Regions from separate parts of the Mus musculus genome. Here region 1 is linked to region 2. A link is a loop called in an ENCODE intact Hi-C map of the cell type or tissue named here. Cell type or tissue: heart. All regions are shown on one strand. Each heading gives the region's core, and the rest is flanking DNA. Links, peaks and the distances in the headings are about the cores only. Region 1 holds the start of Gm38415 (predicted gene, 38415). Region 2 holds the start of Rpl18a (ribosomal protein L18A).

Region 1 (15,234 bases), core at 4,634-12,633, 310 kb before region 2:
ATACTATCATATCATTTACAAGTAACGACAGTGACTTCTTCCTTTTGAATTTGTACTTTATTGATATTCAGTTGTTTTATTACTTTAGCTAGAACCTCAGGTACTCTATTGAAGAGATAAGGAGAGAGTGGCTAATGTTGTCTACTCATATGTGCTACAGTATAGGCTGGCTGTAGGTTTGCTTTATTATATTTTGATATGTCCCTTGTATCTTTGAACACTCCAGGATTTTTATCCTGAAGGGACATTAGATTTTGTGAAAGGCTTTTTTCAGAATCTAAAGCCATGGACTTTCTTTAAGTTTTACTTTAGAAGGAAGATTACATTCACTGATATTCTCATGATGAATTGTCTCTGAATGTCTGAGATGAAGTCTACTTGATCATGGCAAATGATCTTTTGGGTATATTCTTGAAATTGATTTGCAAGTATTTTATTGAATATTTTTGTGTCCATATCCATGAGAAAAATTGGTGTCTAATTATTTTTCTTTGTTGAGTTTTTAAGTGGTTTGAATATCATAGTAACTGTGACCCTATAATCTGAATTTGGTAATGTATCTTCTCTTTCCATTTTGTGAAATAGTTTGAGTAGTATTGGCATTCGCTCTTCTTTGAAAATCTGGTAGATTTCTGTGCTACAACTTTCTGGCCGTGTTGGGATTTTTTTTTTTTTTTTTTTTTTTTTTTTTTTTTTTTTTGGTTTGGAGTCTCATAATGGCTGCTTCTATTTCTCTAGGGGTTGGAGGCTAATGCAATTGTTTTATTTGGTTCTGATTTAACTTTGATAAGTGGTATCTTACTGAAAAAATTATCTATTTCTTTTAGATGTTCCAATTTTTTCCAAGTATAGGTTTTTAAAGTATGTCTTTATGTTGCTCTGGATTTTCTAGGTGTCTGTTATATCCCTTCTTATTTCAGATTTTATTAATTTGGATGTTCACTGTCTTTTAGTTGACTTTTCTCAAGAACCAATCTTTGTTTCATTGATTCTTTTTATCATTTCCTTCATTTCTATTTTACTGATTTTAGCTCTCAGAGTTATTATTTCTTGCCGTATACTCCTCTTAGGTGTGCTTATTTCTTCAGCTTCTAGAGCCTTCTGATGTGCTGTTAAGTTGCTTGTATGAGATCTCTCCCATTTTAATTGGGCTATGAACTTTCTGTTTGCACTGCTTTTATCGTGTCCCGTAAGTTTGGATGTAGTGTTTTTTTTTTTTTTTTTTTTTTTAGTTTTTTGAGACTGGGTTTCTCTGTGTAGTCCTGGCTGTCCTAGAACTCACTCTGTAGACCAGGCTGGCCTCGAACTCAGAAAATCCACTAACTCTGCATCCCAATTGCTGGGATTAAAGGCATGGGCCATCACTGCCTGGCGTGTTTTCAATTTTTTATTTAAAATTTGGGAGTATTTTCTATTTTCATATATGTATTGACCCATTTTTCATTTGGTAGAGAGTTTTTCAGTTTCCATAAATTTGTAAGTTTTCTGTCCCCCACAGCCCTGTGGTGGTTGATATTCTGTTTTAATCCATGGTTTTCTGACAGGAAGCAAGGAGTTATTTCAACTTTCTTGTTGGAGAAGACTTTATTTTCTGGCAGAGTATGTGATCAGTTTTGGAAAATTCCATGAGGTTTGGAAAAGAAGGTGTATTTTGGGGGGTTGGGTTTAAAGTTCTGTAAATATTTGTTAGGTCCATTTAAAGATAACAGCTATTAGCTGCAGTATTTCTCTGTTTAGATTTTGCCTGGATGACCTGTGCATTGGTTAGAGTGGGTTATTGAAGCCTCCCATATACAGTGTTTGAGTGTTAAAATAGGATTTATACTTTAGTGGTGGGTTTTTTTCTTTCCCTTCTTCCTCCTCCTCCTTCTCCTCCTTCTCCTCTTCTTCTTTTACAAGAGTGGGTGTCCTTGTATTTATGGCATAGATTTTAAGACTGAAAATGTGAAGTTAGTTGATTTTGTTTCCTTTGAAGAGTATGGGGTGTCTTTTCACATCTCTTTTGATTCATTTTGGTTTGAAGTCTATTTTGTTAGATATTAAAAATGGCTGTACCAGCTTGCTTCTTTAGGTATATTTGTTTGGAATATCTTTTTCTAACACTTTATTCAGAGATAATGTATAAGCTTAATATTGAGATGTTTTTCTTGTATTTGGCAGAAGGATGGGTCCTATTTTCCAATCTATTTTGATAATCTGTGTCATTTCATTAGGATATTGGGTCAATTGTAATTGAGAGATATCAATGATCAGTGTTGGTGGTGGTAATGGTGGTGGTGGTTGTGGTCTCTGCATGTGTGTGTGTACATGCAAGCATTTTCATTCTTTGTTTTTGCTGATGTGATCTTATTTACTCCCTGTATACTTATGAGTGGAGTTAGCTTTGATTTTTCTTGAAACATCTTCTGTAGGACTGGATTTATAGATCAATAATGTTTAAATTTTACTTTATTATTTACAACATCTTTGGTGATGAGTTTTACTATAGTTGTACTATAGTCATTGACAGTGTGGCAGTAATCTGGGTTGCTACCTGTGGCCTCTTAGAGTCTGTAGCACAGCTGTCCACCCTTCTAGCTTCTAGTGTCCCCACTGAGAAGTGAGGTATAATTCTCACAGGTCTATCTTTGCATGTTACTTGGTCTTTTTATTTTGCAACTTTTAATATTCTTTCTTTGCTCTGTATACTTAGTATTTTAATCTTTATGTGGCTGGGGATTTTTTTTTCCTGGTCCAATCTATTGGTGTTCTCTGTGCTTTTTGCACCTTTCTGGGCATCTCACTCTGTAGGTTAGGAATATTTTCTTCCATGATTCTATTGAAAATACCTGGGCTTTTGAGCATGGATTCTTCTTTTTCCTCTATTCCTATTATTTCTATGTTGGTCTTTTTATACCGCCATAGATTTCCTGGATGTTTTATGTTACAGATTTTCAGACGTAACATTTTCTTTGATTAAGGTATCCAGTTCTATCATATCTTCAATGGCTATGATTCTCTCTTCCATCTCTTGTGTTGTGTTGAAGCTTGCCTTAGTAATTCCTGTTCACATTTGTAAATGTTTCATTTCCAGTATTCCTTCTATTTCTGCTTTCTTTATTGTTGTATTTCCATTTTCAGGTCTTGAACAGTTTTCCTTCTTTTCTTCATCTGTTCATTTTTTCTCAGTTTTCTTTAAGGGATTTATTCATTTTCCTCAATTGTTTCTGTTTCCCCGGCTTTCTTTGAAGGATTTATCCATTTCCTCGACTTGTTAGTTTGTGTTTTACTGAAAAATTTAAAAGGGGATTTAAGCACTTCTTTTAAGTTCTATTATCTTCTTATATTTGGTTTTCAGATCTTTTTTTCTTCTTCAGTTACATTGGAATAATCAGGGCCTGCTGTGGTAGGATAGCTATAGGTAGGATAGGTGATGAAATATTGCCTTGCCTGTTATTGATTATGTTCTTATGCTGTCATCTAGGAATCTAGGTTCGGAGTGATTTCAGGTCTAGGTGCTGAATTCTTGATTTGCCTTGGTTTAGTGGATATTTTGTTACTTAGTGTGATGGTTAGTATATTCTTGGGCCAGGGAGTTGCACCATTTGGAGGTGTGGCCTTGTTGGAATAGGTGTGACCTGGTTGGAGTAGGTGTGTCACTGTGGGTGTGGGCATAAGATTCTCACCCTAGTTGCCTGGAAGTCAGTCTTCCACTAGCAGCCTTTGGATGAAGACGTAGAACTCTCAGCTCTGCCTGCACCATGACAGCCTGGATGCTGCCATGCTCCCACCTTGATGATAATGGACTGAACCTCTGAACCTGTACACTAGCCCCAATTAAATATTGTTTTTTATAAGACTTGCTTCTTGGTCATGATGTTTGTACAGGAATAGAAACCCTGACTAAGACAAGTTAGTACCAGGGACTGGGGTATTGCTGTGATAGGCCTGACCATGCTTGTATTTGAAAGAATGTGGATTTTGGGACTTTGGATTTGGAAAGCAGTGGATTGCTTTAAATGGGGATTAATGGATCATCCTAGTAGGAATATGGAAGACTTTGTTGCTGGGAGTAATTTGAACTGTAATTTGAACCTGGCCCAAAAGATTTCAAACGAGAAGAATTTCAGAATGTGGCATAAAGACTGTTTTTGTGTTATTTTGGTGAAGAATGTGGCTACCTTTTGCCCTTGTCTGAAAAGTCTGCCCAAGACTAAAGTGAAGAGACTCAGATTAATTGCATTGACAAAGGAAGTTTCAAAAAGCCCAGCAGAGACTTTGTTTTCTGGTTAAGTCTTATGAAGAGAAGTTTGAACAAGCAGAGCAAACTTAGAAAGGAGAAATATAAAATATATGGTTCAACTATTAAAGAGGTACCAGGAAGTGAAATGGAGCAAAATCCTGTGTTCTGGGAAATAACAGATTAAGGGAGTGGAACTTTAGGGCAAGTTCCTACCCAGCTAAATTTAGATTCAGGCCTGGTGGTACACACCTTTAATCCCAGGAGACAGGCATGCTGATCTCTGCGTTCAAGGTCAATCTACAGAGCAAGATCCAGGACAGCCAAGCTTAGGCAGTGAAGGATTTGGAAAACATAAAGCCAGTGACAATGTAATAGTACAAGGAGGTTATGTTCTAGTTCCTGCAAGCAGCAGAACTCAGCAGCTCAGCCATGTGGCTTTGGCTTTAGAGTTAAGAATGGAAGGAACTATTGGGACAATTGATGCTGGTTAGCTGGAGCTAAGAAATTAGCAATGATTAAGAACAGACCATCATCATTGAGGTGAAATCTTCTGGAAATTGTTTTCTGGGGGCACAAAGAAGTTGTGTTCCAGAGATAGCCAAGGTTGTACCTCAAGCTGCGGCTGGACTTGGTAATGTGTAATAGTCACCCAGGTGGTACTGGTTTTGAAGGCATGAAGGTGTCATGAAGAACAGCTGAGGCTTGGCATTGTGAGAGGTCATGAAAGGCCATTGGAGAAGGTGTTGAAAGATCCTGACAGAATGTAAAAGGTCATAGAAGCCCTGAAAGTGGCAAAATAGATTTCATTGTTAGTAGAAGTAGCTTCACTGATTTAGAAAAATAGAGGTGCACAATGCTCTGGCCACTCCTTGAAACTGTGTGTCTGCCAATGTCCTGACCGTTCCTTGAACCCAGGTATGTGCCCACTGATGCACCTCACTGCCAGATGTTTGTGATATTGGGATAGAATCAGAAAATCTCCCCAGCAACCACAGCTGGGGCCAATCCGGAGTTACTGCACCAGCATTAGACTCTTTCCTTGTTTCCCTCCCATACCCATTTCTTGAGAAATCAATCATTTTACATTGCTTAGATCTGGAAATCCCCTACTCCCCCCTTCTTCTTTCCCCCCCTGAGGGCCTTAAAAACTGGCACCCCTTTCCCCTCAGGGTCAACTCCTTTACCCCTGCATGGGATATGAGTCATCCCCAGAGCTCTGGCTTTCCCTGAATAAAGCCTCGAGTGGTTTGCATCAAGCTTGGTCTCTCGTGGGTTCTTCGGGGTCTGCTATTATCCTGAGACTTGAGTGAGGGTCTCCCTTTCATTGGTCTTTCATTGGGGGCTCATCCAGGATTGGTGCGACCACCCATATCTCCGAAGACCCACTTGGAGGTGAGATTTTTTTGTCTAAAAATAATTCTGTGAGCTGGCGAGGTTCAGTGCTGAAATTTGCAGCTGCGATGTTTTGTGAGAAACGGAGACCCACTCCTCAGGGTGAGGCATGGAGTGTGAACAGCAGACGTGCTGGAATCACTGGCTGTGCCACTCTGGGGGATGCCCCGAGCGAGGGGAAGGACTCCAGTCTGGGGTGGGGAGTGAAGAGTTGGTAGTCTTCCTAGACTGGAGGACTTACGCACTTCCCCGACCTTTTGCATTTCTGAATTGGTTTTGTCTGTCCGTTAGAAGATGGGCATTTCCCAGTGTGTATGTGTTTTTTGAGTCTGTTTCGTGTTTTCCATGATATTGGACAATAGGACAGACTTTAACGACCCCCCCCCCAAGTTTGACTTTAGACCACTGGACTGAAGTTAGATCAAGGGCCCATAATCTTTCAGTAGAAATTAAGAAGGGACCTTGGCAGACTTTTTGCGCCTCCGAGTGGCCGGCTTTTGATGTAGAATGGCCACCAGAGAGGACTTTTGATTTGACTCATATCTTTGAAGTTAAAGCCATTGTTTTTCAGAGCGGACCTAGAACTAGGAACTAGAACATAACCTCCTTGTACTATTACATTGTCACTGGCTTTATGTATAGAATTCACTGCCATAAATCAAACCATGGATTCCCCGAGCGTCTCGGAGCACCCCCCCCTCTCATGCATGCGGGTGGGTGAGGAGCACAGCTCCCTCTCTTTCTGCCCTAAGAAGCAGTAAGCACAGCAGTGGTGGCAGCAGAGGCAGTGGCAGTGTGGACCCTGCCTGGACCAGTGCGCTTTCTGGCCCTGCAGTGAGAAGGTGCATGGGGCTCCCATGTCCTCAGTGCCAGCTCCTCCTCCAACTGCTCCTGCTCCCCGAGCCTGAACAAAAGTGAAACCAAAAGGTTCCTCCCAAAACGGAGCCTCCTCTTCAACCCACAGCTCCCCCCAAGCTCCTTCCACTCCACCCTACCTTCTACCCCGACTGGGTCCTGCTTCTCAGCAGCCCTAAGACCACTGGTGGCACGCCAGAAGATCTGTGACTGGGACCCAGAGCCGACGAGCCCAGAGTCCCCCAGCAGATGGCGCTCCTGACACCACTTCTGCTTTTCCTTTGCGAGCTGTAGCCGACCTGCCCTCGGACCCACAATCTCTGCAGACCCTACCATGTCTCCTTTTCTGAGAATCTGGCCAGCCTGATGGCCGGAGTCTCTTATGTTTTCTCATCAACCCACTTAAGATGATTGTCAGCAGCTCCTCCAGGTTCTGTTTACCACTGAAGAAAAAGAGCGCATTCTCCTGGGGAGGCTCAGAAAAATGTTCCTGGAGTGAATGGAGTCCCAACCAACCTACCTAATGAGATTAACGCTGGGTTCCCTCTGGACTGGCCAGATTGGAACTACAACATGGCTCAAGGTAGGGGGAGGTTGGCAGTTTACCATCGGGCTCTGGTCACAGGTCTAAAGGGAGCGACGAGACGCCCCACCAATTTGGCTAAGGTAAGAGAGGTGATGCAGGGCCCTACAGAGCCCATGTCTGTTTTTCTGGAAAGATTGATGGAAGCTTATAGATGCTATACTCCTTTTGACCCGGCCTCTGAGTGTCAACAAGCCTCAGTTGCTATGGCTTTTATAGGGCAATCAGCATCAGATATTAAGAGGAAGTTACAGAGACTAGAAGGATTACATGCCATGGCTTTACAAGATTTAGTCAAGGTGGCAGAAAAGGTGTATCCCAAGAGAAAGACAGAGGAAGAGAAGAAAGAGAGGGAAAAGTGTGAAGAAGAAGAGAGGGAGAATAAGAGGTATAGAAGACAGGAGAGGAATTTAAGCAGGATTTTGGCCGCAGTAGTAGGGGAACATAAAAGAGAGAATAGGCCAGAGAATAGGCAGACAGGGTACTTGGGTAACAGGGAACCTAGACCTGGAAAAAAAAAAGATCTGTCCAGAAGACTTTAGAGAAGGACCACTGTGCCTATTGCAAGGAAAAAGGACTGTGACTCAAATACCAGCACTGGCTACTCCAAGATAGGTGAGAGAATTCTTGGGCACCGCTGGGTTCTACAGACTTTGGATACCTGGGTTTACCACAATGGCTGCCCCCTGGTACCCCCTGACCAAAAAAAATGGAGAATTCTGATGGTCATCAGAACATCAGAGAGCCTTTGAAAATATTAAAGAGGCCCTGTTGACTGTGCCAGCCTTGGCATTGCCAGATCTAACCAAACTCTTTATCCTCTATGTTGATGAGAGGGCAGGGGTGGCCAGAGGAGTTTTTACTCAGGTTCTAGGGCTATAGAAGGGGCCCGTGACATATTTAAAAAGTTGGACCCAGTGGCCAGCGGATGGCCCACGTGTTTAAAGACTGTTGCTGCAGTAGCCTTACTCATTAAGGATGCTGACAAATTAACTTTGGGACAGCAAATAACTGTGGTAGCCCCCCACTCTTGAAAGCATTATCCACCAGCCCCCAGACCAATGGATGACAAACGCCTGGATGACCCACTCACTACCAGAGTCTGTTGCTGACTGAATGGGTCATGTTTGCTCCTCCTGCTATCCTCAATCCTGCTACCTTCCTGCCTGAAACGGATGACTCCTCACCTGTTTACTGCTGTGCGGACATCCTTACAGAAGAAACTGGGACCCCTTCCCCCTCGGGGTCGACTCCTCTACCCCTGCATGGGATATGAGTCGTCCCCAGAGCTCTGGCTTTCCCCGAATAAAGCCTCGTGTGGTTTGCATCAAGCTTGGTCTCTCATGAGTACTTGGGGGTCTGCTATTATCCCGAGACTTGAGTGAGGGTCTCCCTTCAGAGGTCTTTCAGTGTAGCCTCAGCTGAAGTTGATGGCCCAGGACTGAAGGGGTCATGCAAAAGATTTGAGGCTTGGGACCATGAAGAGAGCCTATGAAAGGCTATTGGTGAAGCCTAGTTGGAGTGGAACACCCTAGTGTATTGGAGGTGCCAGTATCATGGAATGATCACCAAGAACAGCAGCCATAGTGAAGTGGATCAACCTGAGCTTAGAGTACTACAGAGTGCAGAGCTAGAGAAGTGATGCCAGCCCTTAGGAGGAACCCAAAAGATCAAGTGGAATCCCAGACACTGAAACAAGAAGCTGTAACATTGAAACTGCCTTGGAGACTCAAAGATGTTAAAGATGCAAGAGCCATGGGATACATGCTGGGGAAAGCTGCTAACAGGGAGTGGAACCAGCCCAGGAGAAAGCAGTTTGTTGTAGTTAACAAAGATGAAAAAGGAGTGGAGATCTGAAGACAGCTTTGACATCAGCCATGGAGATGCAGAGTTTGGAATTTGCCCAGCTAGATTCCTGTCTTTCTTTGGGGATTACAGTTAAGTGATTGGATGACTCTCAGGAGAGACCTTGAACTTTGGACTTTTAACATTGTTGAGATTGCTATATACTATGAGGACTTTGAAAGTTGGACTAAGTGCATTTTGCATCATGCTATGTTTAAGTATGGCCCCCCCATAGACTCATGTGTTTGAAAAGTCTGAGGGGGCCAGGGAGTGGAATGTGATGGTTAGTATATTCTTGGGCCAGGGAGTGGCACCATTTGGAGGTGTGGCCTTGTTGGAAAGGTGTGACCTGTTGGAGTAGGTGTGTCACTGTGGGTGTGGGCATAAAATCCTCACCCTAGTTGCCTGGAAGTCAGTCTTCCACTAGCAGCTTTGGATGAAGACGTAGAACTCTCAGCTTTGCCTGCACCATGACAGCCTGGATGCTGCCATGCTCCCACCTTGATGATAATGGACTGAACCTCTGAACCTGTAAGCTAGCCCCAATCAAATGTTGTTGTTGTTGTTGTTTTTTTTTTAAGACTTGCTTTGGTCATGGTGTCTGTTTACAGCAGTAAAACCCTAACTAAGACACTTGGTGTCTGTTTCCTCTCTGGATTTTCAGAGAGTGAGTTGACCTGTTTTATTTGTTCATTGATGTGTTCACAGGAAATTCCTACTTGTGTCAGATGATGGGTAGTTGGCATGATTTAGAGGAAGAAAAGTTAGAGGAATGGGTCTTTGTGATCCATTCATAAAGAATTCAGAGTGGAAAGAGAGACCACAGTAGGTTTCTGCAGGGCAGCAGGCATGGGGGAATAAAAAGGATGGGAGAGAACCCGCATCCCGCCAGAGTTCTGGTGCTCTGGGCAGGCAGATGTGGAGGACTGCCACGTGCTCTCCACGCAGCCCCAGGTGGGTTTCTGGCTGTGTGAAGCCACAGAACCCTTTCGGGGGGCGGGCCAGGGTTGGGTGGATGGACAGGGAGCAGTCCAAGGTCTCTGGGCCTCACAAAGGCCAGAGATAACAGTTTCTCAGTCTCCAACATCCCAGATGTTGCTGTATGTTGAGGAAGCACTGAGAACAAAGTGGGGGCCCCAGGGGCAGCTCAGCCAGCCCCTGGGCCGAAAGGGGGAGAGGGAGTGCTAGGTGGTTCCCACTTGGGTGAGAGTCCTTACTTAGTCCAGTCCGTGGCTGGAGTGCAGGAAGGCCTTCTGGCAGAAGGTTAGACACGGCTCTTTAGAGGAAAGCCTATTCCATTGCTCAAGCATGGTGGATCTTGATGAACAGAGACAGTCTATGGTTTTAGAGCTTTATTGTAGAAAGGCAGGGAGAAAGAGAGAAAGACTGGCTATGGCCATGTGGAGAGAAGGGGAAAGGGAGGGAGAGAAAGTGAGCTAGAGATAAGAATGAGAGGTAAGAGCTTAAGAGAGCAAGGAGGGGCCTAGCAGTTCCTTTTATAGTGGACTGGGCTACCTTGTTGTTGCCAAGTAACTGTAGGGAGGAGCATACCTGGCTATTGTCAGGTAACTGTGGGGGTGTAGTCTAGCCAGAATGCCAGGAGCTTGGGACATTGTCTGCATGACTTATAGTCACAGGATTATGGAGTTGGGGGCTCTATGGTGTCAGGCACCTATGTGTCTGGGAGCATGGCTCACTGTTCCATCCCTTGTAGAGTTTCTATTGGGTCTCCAGAGTAAGTCTCGCTTGACCAGAAAACAGGCTGCCTTTCACAGTCCCACAGGTTTCTAGCTACAGAGGTGGGGATGTGGGTGGGTTGGATTTCAGAAACAGTAGGAGCAGTATGGGTCTGCCTTCAGACTACATGTTGCTCTGAGAACAGCAGCCCTTGGGTTAGTAAGGGTACCTGCTGAAGTTAGCATCTGGGATACAACAAAATGAATGGTGGAAAGGAACTTATAAGATATCCCTTGGAATCCACAGGAAATATGGGCAGGGCTCAGGAAGGCTGAAACTGGTGCTCTGTTGCAGTGCTTGGGACAAGACTCTGGAATTGGGTCTAGGGAAACAGAAGGGCAGGCAGTCTGTGGATAGCCTATCTGGCTTTCTGACAGGCCTGGTCTATAGTTTAACAGGGCACCAGGGCCAAATTCCTGAACAGAACACCAATGGCTTGTGCTGTAAGATCAAGAATTGACAAATGGGACCTCATAAAATCCCAAAGCTTCTGTAAGGCAAAGGACACTGTCAATAAGACAAAATGGCAACCAACAGATTGGGAAAAGATTTACTGACCCTACATCTGAAAGAGGGTAAATATCCAATATATACAAAGAACTCAAGAAGTTAGACTCTAGAGAACCAAATAACCCTATTAAAAAATGGGGTAAAGAGCTAAACAAAGAATTGTCAACTGAGGAATATTGAATGGCTGAGTAGCACCTAGAGAAGTGTTCAACATACATAGTCATCAGGGAAATGCAAATCAAAACAACCCCGAGATTCCACCTCATACCAGTCAGAATGGCTAAGATCAAAAACTTAGGTGACAGCCAGATGCTGGCGAGGATGTGGAGAAAGAGTAACACTCCTCCATTGCTGGTGGGAATGCAAGCTGGTACAACCCCTCTTGAAATCAGTTTGGTGGTTCCTCAGAAAATTGGACTCAGTATTACCTGAGGACCCAGCTATACCACTCCTGGGCATATACCCAGAAGATGCTCCAACATGTAATAAGGACACATGTTCTACTGTGTTCATAGCAGCCTTATTTATAATAGTCAGGACCTAGAAAGAACCCAGATGTCCTTCAAAAGAGGAATGGATACAGAAAATGTGGTACATTTACACAATGGAGTACTACTCAACTATTAAAAAAGATGATTTCATGAAGTTCTTAGGCAAATCGATAGAACTAGAAAATATCATCCTGAGTGAGGTAACCCAAATGCAAAAGAAAACACATGGTATGCACTCACTGATAAGTAAATACTAGCCCAAAAGCTAAAAATAACCAGGGTACAATTCATAGACCACATGAAACTTAGGAGAACCAAATTCTTACAGGAGCAAATATGGAGATAAAGTGTAGAGCAGAGTCTAAAGGAAAGACCACCCAGAGACTGTCCTACCTGGGGATTCATCCCATATACAGTTACCAAACACAGACACTATTGTGGATACCAAGAAGCACATGCTGAAAGGAGCCTGATATGGCTGTCTCCTGAGAGGACCTACCAGAGCTTTACAAAAACAGAGGCAGATGTTAGCAGCCAACCATTGGACTGAGCATGGGGTCCCTAATAGAGGAGTTAGAGAAGGGACTGAAGGAGTTGAAGGAGTTTGCAACCCCATAGGAAGAACAATAATATTAACCAACCAGACCCCCCCAGCCCCTCAGAACTCACAAGGACTAAGCCATCAACAAAGCAGTACACATGTCTTCAGCTATATTCATAGCAGAGGATGGCCTTGTCATGCATCAATGGAAGGAGAGGTCCTTGGTCCTATGAAGACTCGATAGATGCCAGTATAGGGGAATTGAGGGTGGGGAGGTGGGAGTGGGTGGGTGTAACACCCTCATAGAAACAGGGGGAGGGATAATGTGATAGCGTGTTTCCGGGAGGGATGAAAACTGGGAAAGGGGATAACATTTGAAATGTAAATATAGAAAATATCCAATTAAAAAAGAGATTTTTTTCTAATTCTATCATGTTTAATGTTCCAAATAAATTTTAAAAGTGGTTGAGTGTGTTTTATTTTTAGCTTCAGAAGACATCATTTATATTTAAGAGGAATTTCAATATTATAAATTATTTTGATGACTTTAAAATGTTGATTTTATAATAAATTTTATTAGTTTAATAAAAAAGCAGGTAGTTAGGCACATGACACCATGACAACTTTTTCTTCTGTTACCTGCCAATATTTGAGAGTCAGGAAGAAGAATTACACATTAGCTTAGTGTTGCCATTGTGAAAGATGTCTCTCTTTTGTTTTTATGCATTGACTGTCTTTTGACTCCTATACTACACATATTCCATTTTCTTTACATTTGTGTGTGTATATATATATGTACATATATATATATATGTATGTATATTACACATACATACATTATAGTATTTTGGTGTGGTAGATCTTTTTATAGGGGAATTGAGTCCAATGTTATTGAGATATATTAATAATCAATGGTCACTATTTACTAATATTGTCAATAGTGTGTGTGTGTTTGTGTGTGGTGTGTATGTATGTGTCTGTTTTAATTCCTTTGTTTTTGCTGGCATGACACGATATATTTCCTGTGTTTTCTTGGGTGTGGTTCACTGTATTGGATTGGAATTTTCCTTCTAATATTTTATGTTGGGCTAGATTTGTGGATAGATACCATTTAAATTTGGTTTTGTTATGGAATGTCTAGTTTTCTCTATCTATGGTGATTGGAAGTTAAGCTGGGTATAGTATCCTGAGGTGGCATTTTGTCTGCAAGACATCTGAGGAGGCCTGTCATTCTGGCTTTTAGTGTCTGTTGAGAAGGAGCAATTCTGATACATCTGCCTTTATGTATCGCACTTGGCCTTTCCCCCTTGAAGCTTTTAAGATCCTTTCTTTGTTCTGTAGATTTTGTGTTTTATTACATGGCTGGAGGATTTTCTTTTGGGGTTCAGTCTATTGGTGTTCTGTAAGCTTTTATACATATACAGCCATCTCTTTTTTTAGGTAATGGAAGTTTTCTTTCATGATTTTGTTGAAGTTTTCTGGGATTTTTAACTGGGAGTCTTCTCCCTCTTCTATTCCTATTATTCTTAAGTTTGGTTCTTGTATAAGTTTGGTCCCAAATTTCCAAAAGTTTTGTGTGAGAAACTTTTTAGATTTGGCATTTTCTTCTACAATGTATTAATTTCTTCTATTGTATAGTGTATGCCTGAGATTTCTCTTCCATCTCTTATATTCTGTTGGTGATGCTTGTGCCTGTAGTTTCTCTTTTCTTTCCTAAGTTTTCCATCTTCAGGGTTGCCACATTGTTTTTTCCTTATTGCTTTTATTTCATTTTTCAGGTTTTGAACAGTTTTATTCATTTCCCCCAACTGTTTGAATATATTTTCCTGTATTTCTAAAGGGAAATGCTTCCTCTTAAAAGGCCTCTACATAGTCATTGTATTTTACTTTATGTCTTTAAGAGATTTATTTACTTCTTTAATGGTTTCTATCATCTTCATAAGATGAAATTAAAGGTCATTTAAGGAGATTCAAGGCCTTGCTCTTCAGGAGTGTTTGAAAATCAGAGGTGAGTTCTGATGATGCCATATTAGACTGACTTTGTTGGTTGTGTTCCTGTGCTTGCCTTTAGCCATATGGTTATTTCTGGTGTTGGCTGGCCTGGTTGTTCTTGGTAGTAACAGGCTTCTGGGACTGGTTGTCCAAGGTGGCAGCAGGCCTCCCTGTAGGCAGCCAGCCTTGTGGGCCTGGGGATTACAGGTAGAGTTGTTGAACTAGAAGATGGAGCTCAGAAAGGATTGGGCAGATATCAGATTTCACATTTTCTTTGACCAAAGTATCAATTTTTTTTTGTCATGCCTTTTGCACCTGAGATTCTGTCTTCCATCTCTTGTATTCTGTTGGTGTTGCTGTGTCTGTAGTTTCTGTTTTCTTACTGAGGATTTTATTCCCAGCACTCCCTCAGTTTGTGTTATCTTTTTATCTTCTATGTGCATTTTCAGGGCTTGAACAGTTTGATTCATTTCCTTCCCATTTGATTGTATTTTCCTGTATTTAAAAGATTTATTCAATTCCTATTGAAAGGTCTCTATTATCTGCATAAGAGTTGACTTAAGGTCATTTTCATTTGTTTCAGTTATATTGGGGTACTCAGAGCTTGCTGTAACAGGATATCTCTGCTATGGTGGTGCCATGTTATCCTGGCTGTTATTGGCTGCGTTCTCAGGTTAACCTTTAGCCATCTGGATTTTGCAGTTAGTATAACTTTAGATGATAATTTCATAGTTTACCTTTTGTCTTTTTTAGGGTCTTACTGCTGTGAACAGACACCATGACCAAGGTAACTCTTATTAGGACAACAGTTAATTGGGGCTGGCTTAAATGCTCAGAGGTTCAGTCCATTATAATCAATGCAGGAACATGGCAACATCCAGAAAGGCATAGTGCAGGAGGAGCTGAGAGTTCTACATCTTCATCTGAAGGCTGCTAGCAGAATAGTGGCTTCTAGGAAGCTAGGATTAGAATTGTAAAGCCCACATCCACAGTGACACATCTACTTCAACAAGGCCACACCTGCCACTCCCTGGGCCAAGCACATATAAACCATCACACCTTTGTT
Region 2 (15,234 bases), core at 3,958-11,957:
ATTCCATGTTAAGTATTTGAAATGCTGTTCACCCCAAGAAGGACCAGCTGGCTCCCCTCAAGAGTGAGCCTTCTGTCTCTGGAGTAAACAACTAAGCCCAGCCAGGTGCTTCCATTCACAGTCAACCTCCACTACCTAACAAATATGAGTCCAGCCTAGGCTACATCAAGTCATATATCAAAAAGAAACAACAATTTAAAAAGACAAAGATTCATGCCTTTAACCTCATCATCTCTCTAGAGACAGAGGCAAGAGGATCTTTGTGAGTTCAAGGCCAACACTGGTGTACACAGTGTTGACAAGACAGACAGACAGACTTTTAAAATAAATGAAAAACAAGCAAAGGCAATTCAGGACTGGTGTGATGCATCAGGAACCCAAATCAAGCCTGCTGCTGACAGACGTTCTGTAAAGGACTTCCCCAAGCCAACTTCCTCCATCAGTCCGTAGCATCAGCCAAGTCCTCAAGCCATGGTCTGAGCTTCCTGGATACTCTTTTGGCGCCAATATCCTTCCTGAATCCTGACTCCTCCCCCTTAACTGGTCAGCCTGCAGAAGTTGATGGCTTGTGATTTCCTCTGTTGTTATAACGGAAACAGAACTGGGATGGTCCATTCTCTGCCCTCTGGCTAAGATCCAGTGCAGAATGGGCTTGGCAGTGCATCTCCACACCCCTAACTCATCACAGAAGACTGAGTGACCTTGGACAGTCTGTGGCCACCCTGGGCTACATAGGGAGTTCAAAGCTAACCTGGAAAATAGAGCAAGTCCCAGGAAAGACTAGGGTAGTAAAATCAACACAAGCGACTACAGGGATAGCTCAAATCTTAAGAGGTCTTAACTGCTCTTGCAGGGGACTCACATTCCATTCCCAACACCCATAGCACAGGTTCCAACTTCATGGAACTCCTGCTCCAAGGGATTTGACACCCCCTCTGACCTCTATGGATGCTCTCATATGCACAGTCACTCAGACACTAAGAAATCTTTAAAAAAGAAGAGACAGGCATGTTGGCATGCATCTAATTCCAGCACACTGGGGAGGGGGCAGAAGCAGGAAGATGTCTGTATGTGGTTAGCTTTGTCTACGTAGAAAGGGTTTGGCCAGCCAGGGCTGCACGGTGAAATCTTACCACCACATCAGAGCTGGAGCTCTGGTGAAAACCAGCAGGGTCACACTCTCTGGTTCTGCTCTGTGCAGGGGACACAGTGGAGGCTTGAGGGTTCTGCACAATGGAGCCAACAGCACATCCCCCACTTTCCACTCATTCATTTACTCAGTCTTTTCATGCTAATGTTCACAGAGTCCCTCAGGATTTGAACCCAGGAGCCCTTGGCTGACTTGTGAGCTCTCCTGCTGCCTAAGGCTCTACTGTTCTCTTTTTTCCACTTCTATACATTCCACAGTGACCTCAAACTGATGAGTCTCCTGCCTCAGTCTCTCAGCTTTGGGCACAACAGACTGCATGCATACCACTTACATTAGTAGTGAGTGTTAATGTCATTATCTGGTCTCTGGGCCTGGAGCTCCACAGTACATCTCTGCCATGAGTCAGCTGGGGAAAGGGTTTTCATTAGGCTTTGTGGACCTCAAGTTTTGCAAAATACACACACACACACACACACACACACACACACACACACACACAGAGAGAGAGAGAGAGAGAGAGAGAGAGAGAGAGAGAGAGAGAGAGAGAGAGAGAGAAATGTCCTTGAGCTTTTCCTATCCCTACGGTTGGGAGTCAAGGCGTGGGGATTGCAAGTCTCCTGGAGAGAAAGACTCAGTGGTCACTTGGGACTCAGGTCACTTCCTTCACCTCTATCCACACCTAGATCCAGTCAGCTAATGGAGCAGCTGTCTGGTCCCCGTGGAGACAGGGATGGGGGGAGGGGAGGGAGGAAGCTGTGAGCCCTTGAGGCAGTCAGACTTTCTATTCCGCAACACTCCCAAGCTGTTTAGCCAGACATCCCTCTCTGCCTCTGCAGCCAGGCCTGGGGCTCCACATCACCAGCCACCCCTAGCCACATTCCAGCACTTTCCCTGGGGGAGTCTAGGCTGGCACCCTATCCCTGAGTTATAGCTGGTCTTTGCAACTTTGTGGGTTCTTTTTCCCACCCTTTATAGCCCAGTTTCACCCTCAATCACTACATAGGAGAGAAAGAAGGATAAAGGGGAAAGAGATCCCTGTTTCTTCGAGTATAAACCAACAAACCGCAGTCAACCCCCTTGAACAACAACCACCTATCCTATATCTATCATAGTATTTATTAGCTAGCAAAACCACATCTCCGCTAGAGCATGACATAAATCACAGCCAACTGCTGCAGCCAGTGCATAGGAGCCCCCGTATCTGCACACCTGGGGTTAAAATAAAAACACTTTCTTATGTTTCTGCATTTTTCAAGAAACCCAAATTCCAAAATTATCACTGATAGGCCAGGCCCCAGCCCCAGCCCCTCCCGGTGGGATCTTAGCCTGTCACACTTCCCCTGAGGCACAACCCCAGCCCCTCCCTGGGTGAATCTAGGCTGTCACTCTTCCTCTGAACCATGCCCCCAGCCAGTCTTTTTTAGGTAGACATAAAGGAGGCTCCCCTGGAACTTAGAATCTTCCCACCTCCACCTCACAACCATGGGCTGGCAGATGTGGGGCACCAAGCTTAGCCCTGTTGAGCTTTGTGAGCCATTGCCATAGCTCTGACAGCTACCATAGACTTACCGCCAGCCTCCTGCAGCTCCTGGAGTTCCCTGCGGGAGCCCTGGGCCAAGCTCCCTCCAGTTGGCACCAATCCCATGCCTTTCCTTTCTCCCTAACAAGCCAGTCAGACAGCTCCATCCCACCTTTAGCGCTGGCTTCTGTGACAGCATTCCCTCAGGCCAGGTCCTCTTTCCTCTTCCTCCCAACTCCTCTTTATTTCTACACTATCACGTCTGTACTGGTTGATTGCCGAGCCCCTCACACCTGCTGTTCATATCCAGCTGGTACTAAGTGAGGCAGTTACATGCAAATGACCCACAGGAACTGTCAACAATACTCAGTTGGTTTGCTTGTTTTCGGTATTTTGCGGGACGCCTGCTTGTTCATAGCTGTCCTGAAACTCACTATGTGGAGACTGGCCTGCCTCTGCCTCCTGAGTACTGAGACTAAAGGCAGGCTTCACCACCACCCAGTGAGTACTGAGACTAAAGGCTCCACCACCACCCAGCTTTACTTCACTTTCGTTTGTTTTGTTTGATTGTTTGTTTGTTTTTTGTTTTCTTAATGAAATCTTAATGTTTGATAATTCATGAGCATAGGTAACTTTTTAAAGATTTATTTATGGTTTATGTGAGTGTCCTATCTGAATGTTTCCCTGCATGACAGAAGAGGTCATCAGATCCCACTACAGATGGCATTACAGACAGCTGTGAATCACACCATGTGGTTGCTGGAAACTGAACTCAGAACTTCTGGAAAAGTAACCAGTGCTCTTCAAGGCTGAGCCATCTCTCCTGTCCTCTATTCAGGAATTTTTTGACATGTGTAACTGTGTGGAGGCCCTTTCAGAACCTCCATCTGAACTGAGAACATCTGGAACGAGGTGTGTCTTGCTATCAAAGATGGCCTCATTTTGCATTTCTCCTGTCTTAGTCTCCTGAGTGGCTGGTATGTCAAGTGTGTGGGTCCACACTCGGTAAAATAGGCTCTGCATGTGTGTGCTCATGCAACCACTCTTGTGCATGCGACAGAGGACAACTTTTAGAAGTAAGTTCTCTCCAGGCAGTGATGGCACACGCCTTTAATCCCAGCACTTGGGAGGCAGAGGCAGGCAGATTTCCGAGTTCAAGGCCAGCTTCACTCACAGAGTGAGTTCCAGGACAGCCACGGCTATACAGAGAAACCCTGTCTCAAAAAGAAGAAGAAAAGAAGAAGAAAGAAGAAGTAAGAAGAAGAGTTCCCCTCTTCCACAATAGTGGGATCTAGTGCCCTGATTCAGGTCCTCAGGCTTGATGCCAAGTGCCTGTGCCAGCTGAGCCAGCTGAATAGCTTCTTTTCTGTTTCTCTTTTTGTTTTGAGATCACATTTTATGTAGCTCAGGCTGACCTTGAACTCTTGATCTCTCTGGCCTCAGCCTTCCTAATGTTGGGGTGACAAGCAAGTCCCACCATACCCCTCTCCCTTTGCCACTTCCCTCTGTGGGCCTCACAGGGTAATGGAAAGACCTGGAGATGTTTAAAAAAAAAAAAAAAACAGGAGAGAAAACCAGTGACAAAGAGACTGGGGACAGCCCAGTGCCCAGGGCCAGCAGCAGCACTCCATGTCTGAGTCATCTGAGACATAGTGGACTGAGCCATGGGACTTCCAAATTAATAGGAATCCAACTGCTCAATGGTAAATATGAAGAAAACAAGAATGACATGACCGCATGACCCCAGGAGTGCTATGAGCACAGCCAGGGAACATCCCTGAGAACAGGGTTCATCACCACCAAGGGTCACTAGCAAGATACAAACATGGCAAACCAGCTCTCCCACCTCAGTCTCTCTGTCACTGGTTTTCTCTCCTGTTTTTTTTTTTTTAACATCTCCAGGTCTTTCCATTACCCTGTGAGGCCCACAGAGGGAAGTGGCAAAGGGAGAGGGGTATGGTGGGCACCAGGCACAAAAGTGGTGCACATATATACATGCAGGGAACACCCATAATAAAATAAAATAAATTATTTAAAGTCCCTGAATAAGCTGCACATGGTGGCACACACCTTAATGGGAGCATTGGGGAAGCCGAGGTAGACAGATCTCAGAACTCTGAGCTTGAGGCTAGCCTGGCCTACAGAGTGAGACCTTGTCTCAAAATAATAAAATCAAGTAATCAATTAAAAGTGTCATTTGTGCTGGGCGTGGTGGCGCATGCCTTTAATCCCAGCACTTGGGAGGCAGAGGCAGGCGGATTTCTGAGTTCAAGGCCAGCCTGGTCTACAGAGTGAGTTCCAGGACAGCCATGGCTATACAGAGAAACCCTGTCTTGAAAAACAAACAAAAAAAAGTGTCATTTGTGACAGGTGTTGTGGCAGATGCTTATCATCTCAGCACTGGTGAGGTAGGGGCAAGAGCAATCAGGGGCATTAACAACTACATAGTGAGTCAAGGCCAGCCTGGGCTACATGAAACCCTGTCTGGGTAGTAAAAAAAAGCATGTTGTCACAGAAGAGTTGGGCCAAGATTTCTTAGAAATTGTTTGTTTGTTTGTATGGCCGTATATTTTTAAAAAAAAGATAAAACTTTACTTTTAAAACAAAAGCTTTGGGCTGGTGAGATGGCTCAGTGGTTAAGAGCGCCGACTGCTCTTCCTAAGGTTCTGAGTTCAAATTCCAGCAACCACATGGTGGCTCACAACCATCTGTAATGAGATCTGACTCCCTCTTCTGGAGTGTCTGAAGACAGCTACAGTGTACTTACATATAATAAGTAAATAAACAAAAGCAAGCTTTGACCAACCTGGGCTACATAGGGAGGCCTAGTCTCAAAAAGCAAAAAGAGGGGTGAGGCCCTCTGAGGGTAGACCCTGTGGACTTGGCAGAGTGGGAAAGGCAGGTGTCCTGGCGCAGAGAAGGACCCAAGCATGGTAAACGTGGTACCAGCAGGTCTTGCCCTCTCCCTTGCTGAGCCATTAGATTACATTCCCCAAGCTAGCCACCAAGGGCTACTTCCTTATGCCTGAATAAAACACCAAGGTCCAGCTATCAAAAGTCATTATTTGTCTACACTAGCTGATCTGTCTAATCAGGACTTACCTAGTCACCCTAGCACAGACTTCCCTTTTTCTCCTTAAAACCCACTCCTGCAGAAGCACCTGCTATGCCCAATCCAGAGGCAGCTCCCCCCACCCCTGCTTGTCCCTGGGGGGATAAATAAATGTCCTTTGTACTGAGGATCAGATGTCTGGGTCTGTTCCTCCTCAGAGTGTAAGGCCTGTTGCAGACAAGGGAAACCCAGGGTACTAGGTAGTTTAGGGTCTGAAGGCATTTTAGGGTCTGAGGACTGGTTACAATATCCTGCCTAGTTCTGCAAGGCACAGGACTGAAGTTACTAAGGCAGGGACATCTCTGCCTAGGGACTGAGGGATAAAAGCAGGTGGCCTGAGATCCCAGATTAACAGGTGTACTGCAGAAGAACAAAGGCACAGGGGACAAGCCAGTCAGTGGACCTCAAAGTCCAGAATACTCACTAGCCTGTGGTGACAGGGCTGTTGTGACAGAAACCTGAGGTCTTACCAACAGGTGGCCCTGCTGGGATTCTTCATAGCCCCTAGGAGAGGAGCCATTTGGAGAGGAGGTCTGTTAAGGCTAGAGCCTGTCGCCACTCAGGAGAGGCCAAGGGGGGCATCTGCAAAGCAGGAAGTGAAACTGAACCGCCAGCACCTGTCCTGTTCACCCAGCTGAGGGTCTTGTAAACTCTGAATTTACATCAAAGCCCAGACCAAGGTTAAGGCTGGGCCTGTGGATACCAACTTTTTCCTCACACAGCTGTTTCTCCATTCCTTTCCCTGTGCCCTCTCAGGGCACAGCTTGCACCCCAGCATCTGTCCTGCATCTTACAGAATGTATCTACCCCACTTCAGCAGCCTCCAGAACACAGGTTGGAGCAATGTGTTCCAGCAGAGGTGGACTGTGTCCTAGCCTGCCCATTGCACACCGACATGTTATTAAGCTGTTTATTTTGGGGTGGGAAGGCTGTAAGATGAGATCTTTCTGTGTAGCCAAGGCCATCTTTCCTGAGCCTCCTGGCTCACTCTCCCATTTGTAAGACCTCAGGCATGCAACACCACGCCCAATTTCTAAATCTTACAACTATCTTATGGGACGGGGAGTGTTAATGCGGCTGGGGAAACTGAGGGATCACACTTGAATGCGCCTGAGCACAATGGAAATGGGGGACCTAGAAGCACACATCCCAGCATTGCATTGCGTTGCGGCTGAGCCAAAAAACGCGCTCGCCACCTAGTGGCCATTAGCGGAAACACACGGCGGATATTGTCGCCTTCAGGTACAGGACCTGGCCAGGAAAATGACAAAGTTAAGACAGAGTGACACAGCTCTGATACAATTCTATAAAGAAAATAGTTACGTGGGCTGGCAGGTGGCACACTCCAGCATCCCAAGAACTAGGAAGAGGCAGGAGAATTACAGTGAGTTACAGGCTAGTTTGGGCTACATTATCTCAATAAACAGTAAAAAACAAACAAACAAACCAAACTAATGACAGAGAAAAAGATAGATGGGGCTGGAGAGAGAACAGCAGTAGCTAAGAGCACATACAGGGATCGATTCCCAGCATTCACCTCACAACTTTTAACTCCAGCACTGAGGAACTGACGCCCTCTGCGGGCCTCCGAGGCACCAGACACGAAGGTGGTGCAAGCAAATAAAAAAGATGGATGATGGGTCATAGATGGGTAGATACACAGAAGGATGATGTAGAAAGTGGGAAGAAAAAGATGAAAAAAGAGAGAGACAGAGAGAACTAAAAATCCGGAATCTAACTAGGAACCACGATTACGCGTAGACTCCCAGGATCCCTCGCGCACGACGATGGGGCGTCCCGGGAGAAACTTGCAAAGGCCCGTCGCGCTGCTCTCTGGGAACTGTAGTCTCCGTGAAGAGAGGCGGGACTTATACGTAGCTGATCGGTACCCAATAAAAAAGCCAAGAACTTAGACCGCTACTAGCTGTACCCAATGGAAGCACCGCATCAGGAGGGCGGGACTTCCGTCAGAGACCATGGTGAGAGCCTGCGCGAAAGACAACACTTCCTTTTGTGACTGGCGGTGAACGAGTGCGCAGTGCCATGAAGGCCTCGGGCACGGTAAGGAGGCCGCGGCGGGGCAAAAGGTGCGGCGTTGGCGGCAGGGCCGCTCGGGTTGGCTGTGTCCTCCGGGGTGGTGGTGCGTTCGTCGCGAGGGTCCCTCAGCGGTTACGGGCAGCTCTCCTCGCCCACAGCCTCCTTGCGGCCAACATGGCGGCCGCCGCGTGCTGGGCGGCCGAGGACGGAGCGGGTTAGATCGGGGTGCACCGGAAGGCCCTCCGCCTTTTCGTGTATATCAGCGTTACACTCCTTTTCGTTGCCAAATCTAGCCCCGTGGTTCTTTTAGTCTTTTTTTCCTTCGAGACAGGGTTTTCTCTGTAGCCCTGGCTGTCCTGGAACTCACTCTGTAGACCAAGCTGGCCTCGAACTCAGAAATCCGCCTGCCTCTGCCTCCTGAGTGCTGGGATTAAAGGCGTGTGACACCACGCCCGGCTGGCTTGTTTTAGTCTCTTATGAGGTTTAAAGCTAACCTGGTCTATTTAGACTGGAGTGGACACGCGGCCCGCCTTAGGTTTAGAGAGCATTTGGTAAGCTTGCGGCCTGTCCCCAGCGCTGGCTACACCGAGCCTGCTGCCACTTATCTCGGCACTTGAAATCGAAGCAGAGCGTCGCTAGAATCATCCTTAGCTAGTTCTAAAGGCTGGCTGACGGTAGCCTAGGGTGCCGGATCTCATACTGGCCCCGGTGTGTTGGACACAATCCTTCGGACTCTTGGTGAAAAGCTAGTCTGGAATCGTCAATTAGTCCCAATCCAGAGACAGTTTCTCTGTAGAACAAATGGCCTTTTTCCTGCTCTGGGATTAAAGACGTGAGCCACCTTTGCCATCTTGGCCTGGAGTTTCAGGGAGAGCAGAGCAGCCTGCCACATGTAGACCCTGAGGCAGCTTCGTAGCGGAGCACAAGCCTTCTGACTTGCCTCACACTGGGCTCGAGTGTATGAGCCCACTTTGGACACCCCTGCCTGTGGGAGGACTGAATCTCAGGCCGGCTCTGCCTCCACACCCCTCCCCCACATAGACAACTTTCTCTCCTGACATGTCTTTCAGCTTCGGGAGTACAAGGTGGTGGGGCGCTGCTTGCCAACCCCAAAATGCCACACACCACCACTGTACCGTATGCGAATCTTTGCACCCAACCATGTGGTGGCCAAGTCCCGCTTCTGGTACTTTGTGTCACAGCTGAAGAAGATGAAGAAGTCATCCGGGGAAATTGTGTACTGCGGACAGGTGAGGTCTGGGGCCCCACAGGATGCCGGTCGCTGGGTACCATCAGAGCCAGGGCAGCACTCCTCATGTCCTCCCTACTCCCCACAGGTGTTTGAGAAGTCACCCCTGCGTGTGAAGAACTTTGGCATCTGGCTGCGCTATGACTCCCGCAGTGGCACACACAACATGTATCGGGAGTACAGGGACCTGACCACTGCTGGTGCAGTCACACAGTGCTGTGAGTCTCCAACCCTCTGCCAATTTCTGGCACCCAACCCAAGAACTGTCGCTGCCTGTAGCGGCTGTTTAAATAGTGGTGCACACAGCAAAGGGGCTTCGTCGCCTTTGGGGGGCTGTGCAGTGCCCCCCAGAGTGAATCAGTAGGCTCTACAGAATGTGGGGGCATTCTGGGTGGCTGGGGCTGATTTTCTTTTCTTTCCACAGACCGAGACATGGGTGCCCGACACCGTGCCCGTGCCCACTCCATCCAGATCATGAAGGTGGAAGAGATTGCAGCTGGCAAGTGCCGCCGGCCAGCTGTCAAGCAGTTCCACGTGAGTGACCCCGAGTGTGGGGCTGACGCAGGGCTGCAGGGGGTGGTTGCACACGGACAGTCTCTGGACACTGATTGCTTCCCTCCCCACAGGACTCCAAGATCAAATTCCCACTGCCCCACCGTGTGTTGCGGCGCCAGCACAAGCCACGCTTCACCACCAAGAGGCCCAACACCTTCTTCTAGACACAGAGACCCACTGAATAAAAACTTGAGACTGTCCTTGCTTGTTTGCTTCTATGTCCCTGGAGAGGTCCCAGTTGGTCCCGTCCCTAACAACATGCTAGCCCTGCTCACCTGCCTGTCAGCCTTGCTCAGTGGCATCTTTCCATAGGTGTGTATCCCCTTAGATTAGCTTCAGCCCCACTACGATTTGTCTAGGACATAGCCTGAGCCCTGCCTGTGACACTGAGGGGTAGCAGTCTGTTTCTGGACTCCAGGGTGCTGCTGTCTCAGGCCTAAGAATTCCAGACATGACTATAATCCAAGCCTGGGGACCTGGTTGAGCTTTTTATCCTGCTGGCTCTAAGCTTCAGCTAGGTGGAAATGAGGCCAGCCAAGCCCCACAGTGAGCTTGCAAGCTTTAGATGGGGACAGGGTTACGCTTTGGTGAATGATGGAGGAAACATGGGGGTTCCTTTTGTTGGGTGCAGCCAGCACGGCATCATCATGGTGCCCAATCTTGAAAGGGCACAGGCCTGAAGCTTCCTGGGACTGTTCTGTCACAGGGAGGAACCTACTGCAGTTGCCTACAATTGCTACCTCTGAGGGACTTGCCTCTGGCCCCTTGTAGACATTTCCATGTCTACACATGGCCCAGAGTACTTTCAGGGATAGCAATGTGTGAATGGCACTTAGAAGATAACATGTGAAAGCCATAAGAGGGCATCTGGTCTATAGATGATTCTTTTTCCCATTAAGTCCATTGGTCCCACATCAAAGGAATGGGTGACCCCTCAGACTGCATTGCTTCCCTGTGCAGAGTAGAACCAGTGGCTGCTGCTTTGGAACCTTGAAGAATCCATGAAAAGTTCCTTCTCTTAACCTGGTTTTGTCCCTAGCACCTGTATTAGGCCCACATCTGTAACTCTTGCTCCAGGATATCAGATGCCTCTGCAGGCGCCAGAATTCATATACAGCTCCCCTTCACCCACGTGCATAATTAAGTTTTGTTTTGGGGAGTTTGTGAAGATACCTGGTGTGAGACTAAGCCCAGCCCTCAGGGAGGCAAAGACAGATCTGAGTTCGAGGCCATCCTGGTCTAAAAGGTGAGTTCCAGGACAGTCAGGGCTACACCAAAAGAAACATTGGGTAGGCACACGACCAGCCCCAGCTCTCCCTGATGCTAGGCACAGGTCATGACTGCAAGTGTTGTCCCAACATGGCAGTCCCGCTGCCTCGGGAAGACTCTTCCCTCCCTCCTGCGTTAGTGCTTCTTCCCATTCAGAATACATGTGTCATCTCATCTTAGTTCTACCCATTCTGAAGCCTTGCAAAAACCTGAAACCCCGGGCTGGAGAGATTGGCTCAGTTAAGAGCACTGACTGCTCTTCCAGAGGTCCTGAGTTCAGTTCCCAGCAACCACAATGTGGCTCACAACCATCTGTAATGGAATCCAGTGCCGCCTTCTGGTGTGTCTGAAGCCAGCTACAGTGTACCCACATGTAAATATAAAATAAAGTCTAATAAGAAGAGAAAAGCCCTTTCAACCTCATCAGTAATGCCCTCAAGCCCGCCTGCCACCTAGGTTTAGGAGACTGCCCTAGCCAGGCCTCCCTCCTAACCAGCACCTCCAGGCAGGCAGTCCAGCCAGTATACAGCATATGAGGCCACCAGGGGGCGTGTGCCTTAGTTTTACTTATCAGACCACCCGGGAAGTACAGACGTGGCTCAATAGGGAATCAACCCTGAACACCCCAGAAACGGCCAGTTCTCCAGAAAAGGGTCCCGGTGACAGTTCTGCATCATCCCAAGCCCTGGGTCCCTTGAAAGCCACTATCAGCAAACTTCTGTTCTGGACCCAGGTATGCCAAAGTACCTGCGACAAGAAGGGAGAAATGGGTATCCAATGAACCCTCACTTGTCATCCCAGCACTAGGGAAGCCATGGCAGGATTGACACACCTTTGTGGTCAGCCTGTGGGAAAGAAAGGAAGAGAACAGGAAAGGGGAGGACAGCCAGGTCAGGTGTAGTGCACACTTGTGTTCCTGCCGGTAGGGTGGGCCTTGGTCAGGACTCCATACCAGCCTGAGCTACATGAGACTCAGCCTCAAACGCGTGCGTACACGCATACACACACACACACACACACACACACATACACACACATACAACCATAGGTCCAGACTGCCCTGTGCAGGTAGGGAAACTGAGTCCTAAACAGAAGGAAGAAATTCTCCAAAGAGAACCTGAGTGCCTCCCACCGGGTTAGCAAGGGTGGACAGTTCCTTCTCCCACGCTGCGGAGAAAGGCAGATGCTCTCTGGGGGGAAGGCTCGAGTCTCGTTTTTCCTTATGGGGCCCGGAAGTCCCCGAAAGTGAACCCCAGTCCTGGGTTCCTCGTAGCTCTGGTTCCTAACTCCCGCAGGCTGTGTGAACAGAGGGGAGCGGAGGTCTGAGCCGTCCAAGGCCCTTCCTGTCTGTTCACAACTCTACACGGAACAAGCCCTAGATGTGGGAGAAAGTGTCAGGAGACGCTAGTGTCCCCCCAACCCCGTTGCCCGCACCCCTGAAGGCCCGCTCGCCCCAGGACGGAAAGGGTGCGGGTCGCGCCCGCCTCCCAGGCTGGGGGCGGGGCCGCGCTGACCCCGGAGCCCAATAAATCCGCCGCGCGAAAAGCTTGTGGGTCGACGGCCCAGCAGGAACTCGCGCTGCGACGACGCTCGCTCTGAGAGTCCCCGACGTCCTCCGCATCCTCTCCGTTCCGAGTTACCTGTCTCCATGGAGGGCGCGGAGGCAGGGGCCCGGGCCACCTTCGGCCCCTGGGACTACGGCGTGTTCGCGACCATGCTGCTGGTGTCCACGGGCATCGGTCTGTGGGTCGGCCTGGCCCGCGGCGGCCAGCGCAGCGCCGACGACTTCTTCACCGGGGGCCGGCAGCTGGCGGCAGTGCCTGTGGGGCTGTCGCTGGCCGCTAGCTTCATGTCGGCTGTGCAGGTGCTCGGGGTCCCCGCGGAGGCAGCGCGCTACGGTCTCAAGTTTCTGTGGATGTGCGTGGGCCAGTTGCTCAATTCGCTGCTCACAGCCTTGCTCTTCTTGCCGATCTTCTACCGCCTGGGCCTTACCAGCACCTACCAGGTAGGGGACTTGGTCCCATGGGAAGGTTCCGGGAAGATGCCGCGGGCACCGGGCAGGGCCAGGAAGGAGGAAGAGCCAGTCCGGGCCCCACAGCTCGCAGCAGCCTCGGGGCAGTGGCCTCCCGCTGACACCTGTCCCTGCGAGTGCCCGTACCAGCCACCCACCGGCGCCCGACAGAGTTCAAACGCCTGCAGTGAGGTGTAGGATTTCCCAAACGCTCAACAACTGTAGTGAAAACGGAATAGCATCCACTTGCAGTTTCAGCACTAGGGAGATTGAGGCAGGAGGATTGCCATGAGTACCAGGCCAGTTTGGACTCCCTAGGGATACCCCAGTTTCAAATCTGAGGGCGCAACTAGGCACCCTGAAACAACGGTCCAACAAGTGTAGCGACAATATGAAGTCCCATGTGTGATATCTCAGTACTAGAGAAGCTTTGGCAGGAGGATTGCTGCGAGTTCCAAGCCGGCTTAACCTACACAGAGACTCTGTAAGCTCAGTTGGGCACTCCGGAACAGAGTAGAAACAGTGAGGATGGCTGAGGGGTCACTTGCCCGGTAACCTCCAGCCCTTGGCTCCCTCTGCAGTACCTAGAACTGCGCTTCAGCCGAGCGGTCCGGCTCTGCGGGACGCTGCAGTACTTGGTGGCCACGGTGAGCGAGCTGCCCGCCCTGCCACGCCCACACGAGCAATTATCATAGCCCGCTCCAACCTGACCTCACGCCACACCCCTCATCCTACCTGGCCCCGCCCCCTTCCAGCTTGAGCTAAGCTTCTCTGGGACATACAAGGACCACGCCTATAGCTCTGCCCTCATTCTGCCTATGGGCACCCTCTCACCTAGCTCCACCCCATCCTACCTAAAAACACCTTCTTGCAACCTGGCTCCGCCCTTTCTGCCTGATCCGCGCTCTCTTCTTTCTGCCTCCAACCCGTTTGCCCGCCCCTTGCCATCACCGACCTCCCCACCCACAGATGCTGTATACTGGCATCGTGATCTACGCACCTGCGCTCATCCTGAACCAAGGTCTGGCTGTCGGGAGCGGGAGGGGCCAGGAGCCCAGGCTGGACCCTACATGAGCAGGCAGGATGAGGGAGACCTGACAGGGGGTGTGTTTTGCAGTGACCGGGTTGGACATCTGGGCATCGCTCCTGTCCACAGGAATCATCTGCACCTTGTACACGACCGTGGTAAGTGGGTTGTGGTGGCTGACACGCGGAAAACCTCAGGCAGGCAGCACCACTCCAGCTTCCTGGCACCTGAGGTAGCCGCAGCCTGCCTAACTGTGCCCGTGTCCTCTCCTACATAAAGACTGATAGACATGTGAGCTTCAGGTGCGGCTGGATCCAGCAGCCCTGACAGAGCTTTACCTTCCCATGGTCACTCTGGTGCCAAAACTGGCCCCCTGCCTTTCCTGGCTCCTGCCCAGCAGTGAACTGGTTTCAGCTGGATCTGCCTGAGACTCTGGCCTAGTCTTCTCCTGGTCCCCTGATTGGCTGTGCCACCTAAGGGACTGGCATGTTCTGGTTGCTGTTTATGTACGGCGATGGAGGCTCAGATTTCTATGAATGGCAGGGAGAAATACATTTGTGAATCAGAAGTAGCTGCTTGGCTCCTTTCACAGCAGCATTGGGGAGGCTGGAAGCTTGTAAGTTCTAGGCCAGTCTGAGCTACATGGACCAGAAATAAACAAAAAGGGATAATGATAATACTGGGTGTTGGATTGTTTGCTGGGATGCCTGGGGCCATTGCGTCTGTTCCCCCTTACCTTATCTAATCCTCTGACTGACCATAGAAACACACAATATTTCACAGATGTGCCACAGGAAGCCAGGCAGGGTGAGCTGGGGGTGCTCTTCAGCCTTCTCCCCACGCAGCCCTGCCCCAGCAGCCCTGGGCGGGTTTGTGACCTGTATCCCCTCTCCCACACAGGGTGGTATGAAGGCCGTGGTCTGGACAGATGTGTTCCAGGTTGTGGTAATGCTCGTCGGCTTCTGGGTGATCCTGGCTCGAGGTGTCATGCTCATGGGGGGCCCCTGGAACGTGCTCAGTCTCGCTCAAAACCATTCCCGGATCAACCTGATGGAGTGAGAGATGGTGCCTCACTGTGCAGCCCAGGCTAGCCCCACTTCTGTCCCTCAGCCTTCCCAGCACTGTGTCTCAGAGGGGAACAAAACTCAACATAGAAAACTCCTACTCATACTTCAAAACTCACTGCAAATGTCCCCTTAGGATCTAGAAAAGGCATAGGTGATCTGGGGAGGGTGACATCCTCACATGGTTGTTTTTGTTGTTGAGTTTGTTTGTTTGTTTTGTTGTTGTTTGTTGTTTTGGTTT

The links. A loop is a pair of places that touch in the nucleus more often than their neighbours do. Peaks named below come from ENCODE experiments on the same cell type or tissue, not always from the same donor. Only the 100,000 strongest peaks of a DNase experiment are listed, where the experiment ranks them.
Region 1: a loop joins it to region 2, with 9 times the contacts of the local background. A loop is called at or near these places in 11 of 42 quality-filtered maps.

Annotation. Positions count from the first base shown.
Region 1 is chr8:71,197,106-71,212,339 of GRCm38, reverse strand. It overlaps Gm38415 (predicted gene, 38415), which reads left to right and starts at 5,392. Exons shown (of 5, transcript NR_131056.1): 1 at 5,392-5,614; 2 at 14,922-14,955. In heart, for the core only: CTCF peaks have their summits at 6,609 and 6,906; a DNase peak (open chromatin) is centred at 6,579.
Region 2 is chr8:70,889,967-70,905,200 of GRCm38, reverse strand. It overlaps Rpl18a (ribosomal protein L18A), which reads left to right and starts at 7,758. Exons shown (of 5, transcript NM_029751.4): 1 at 7,758-7,842; 2 at 8,889-9,068; 3 at 9,156-9,285; 4 at 9,492-9,601; 5 at 9,694-10,479. The coding sequence starts at 7,825. The coding sequence ends at 9,786. Mir7067 (microRNA 7067) reads left to right here and starts at 9,631; the gene lies at 9,631-9,693. Snora68 (small nucleolar RNA, H/ACA box 68) reads left to right here and starts at 9,345; the gene lies at 9,345-9,442. Slc5a5 (solute carrier family 5 (sodium iodide symporter), member 5) reads left to right here and starts at 12,444. Exons shown (of 15, transcript NM_053248.2): 1 at 12,444-12,896; 2 at 13,484-13,549; 3 at 13,872-13,923; 4 at 14,020-14,087; 5 at 14,830-14,984. The coding sequence starts at 12,540. In heart, for the core only: CTCF peaks have their summits at 7,011 (motif pointing left), 7,972 and 11,429 (motif pointing right); DNase peaks (open chromatin) are centred at 6,980, 7,690, 9,430, 11,430 and 3 weaker places; H3K4me3 peaks cover 3,426 bases; H3K27ac peaks cover 2,464 bases; H3K27me3 peaks cover 1,204 bases.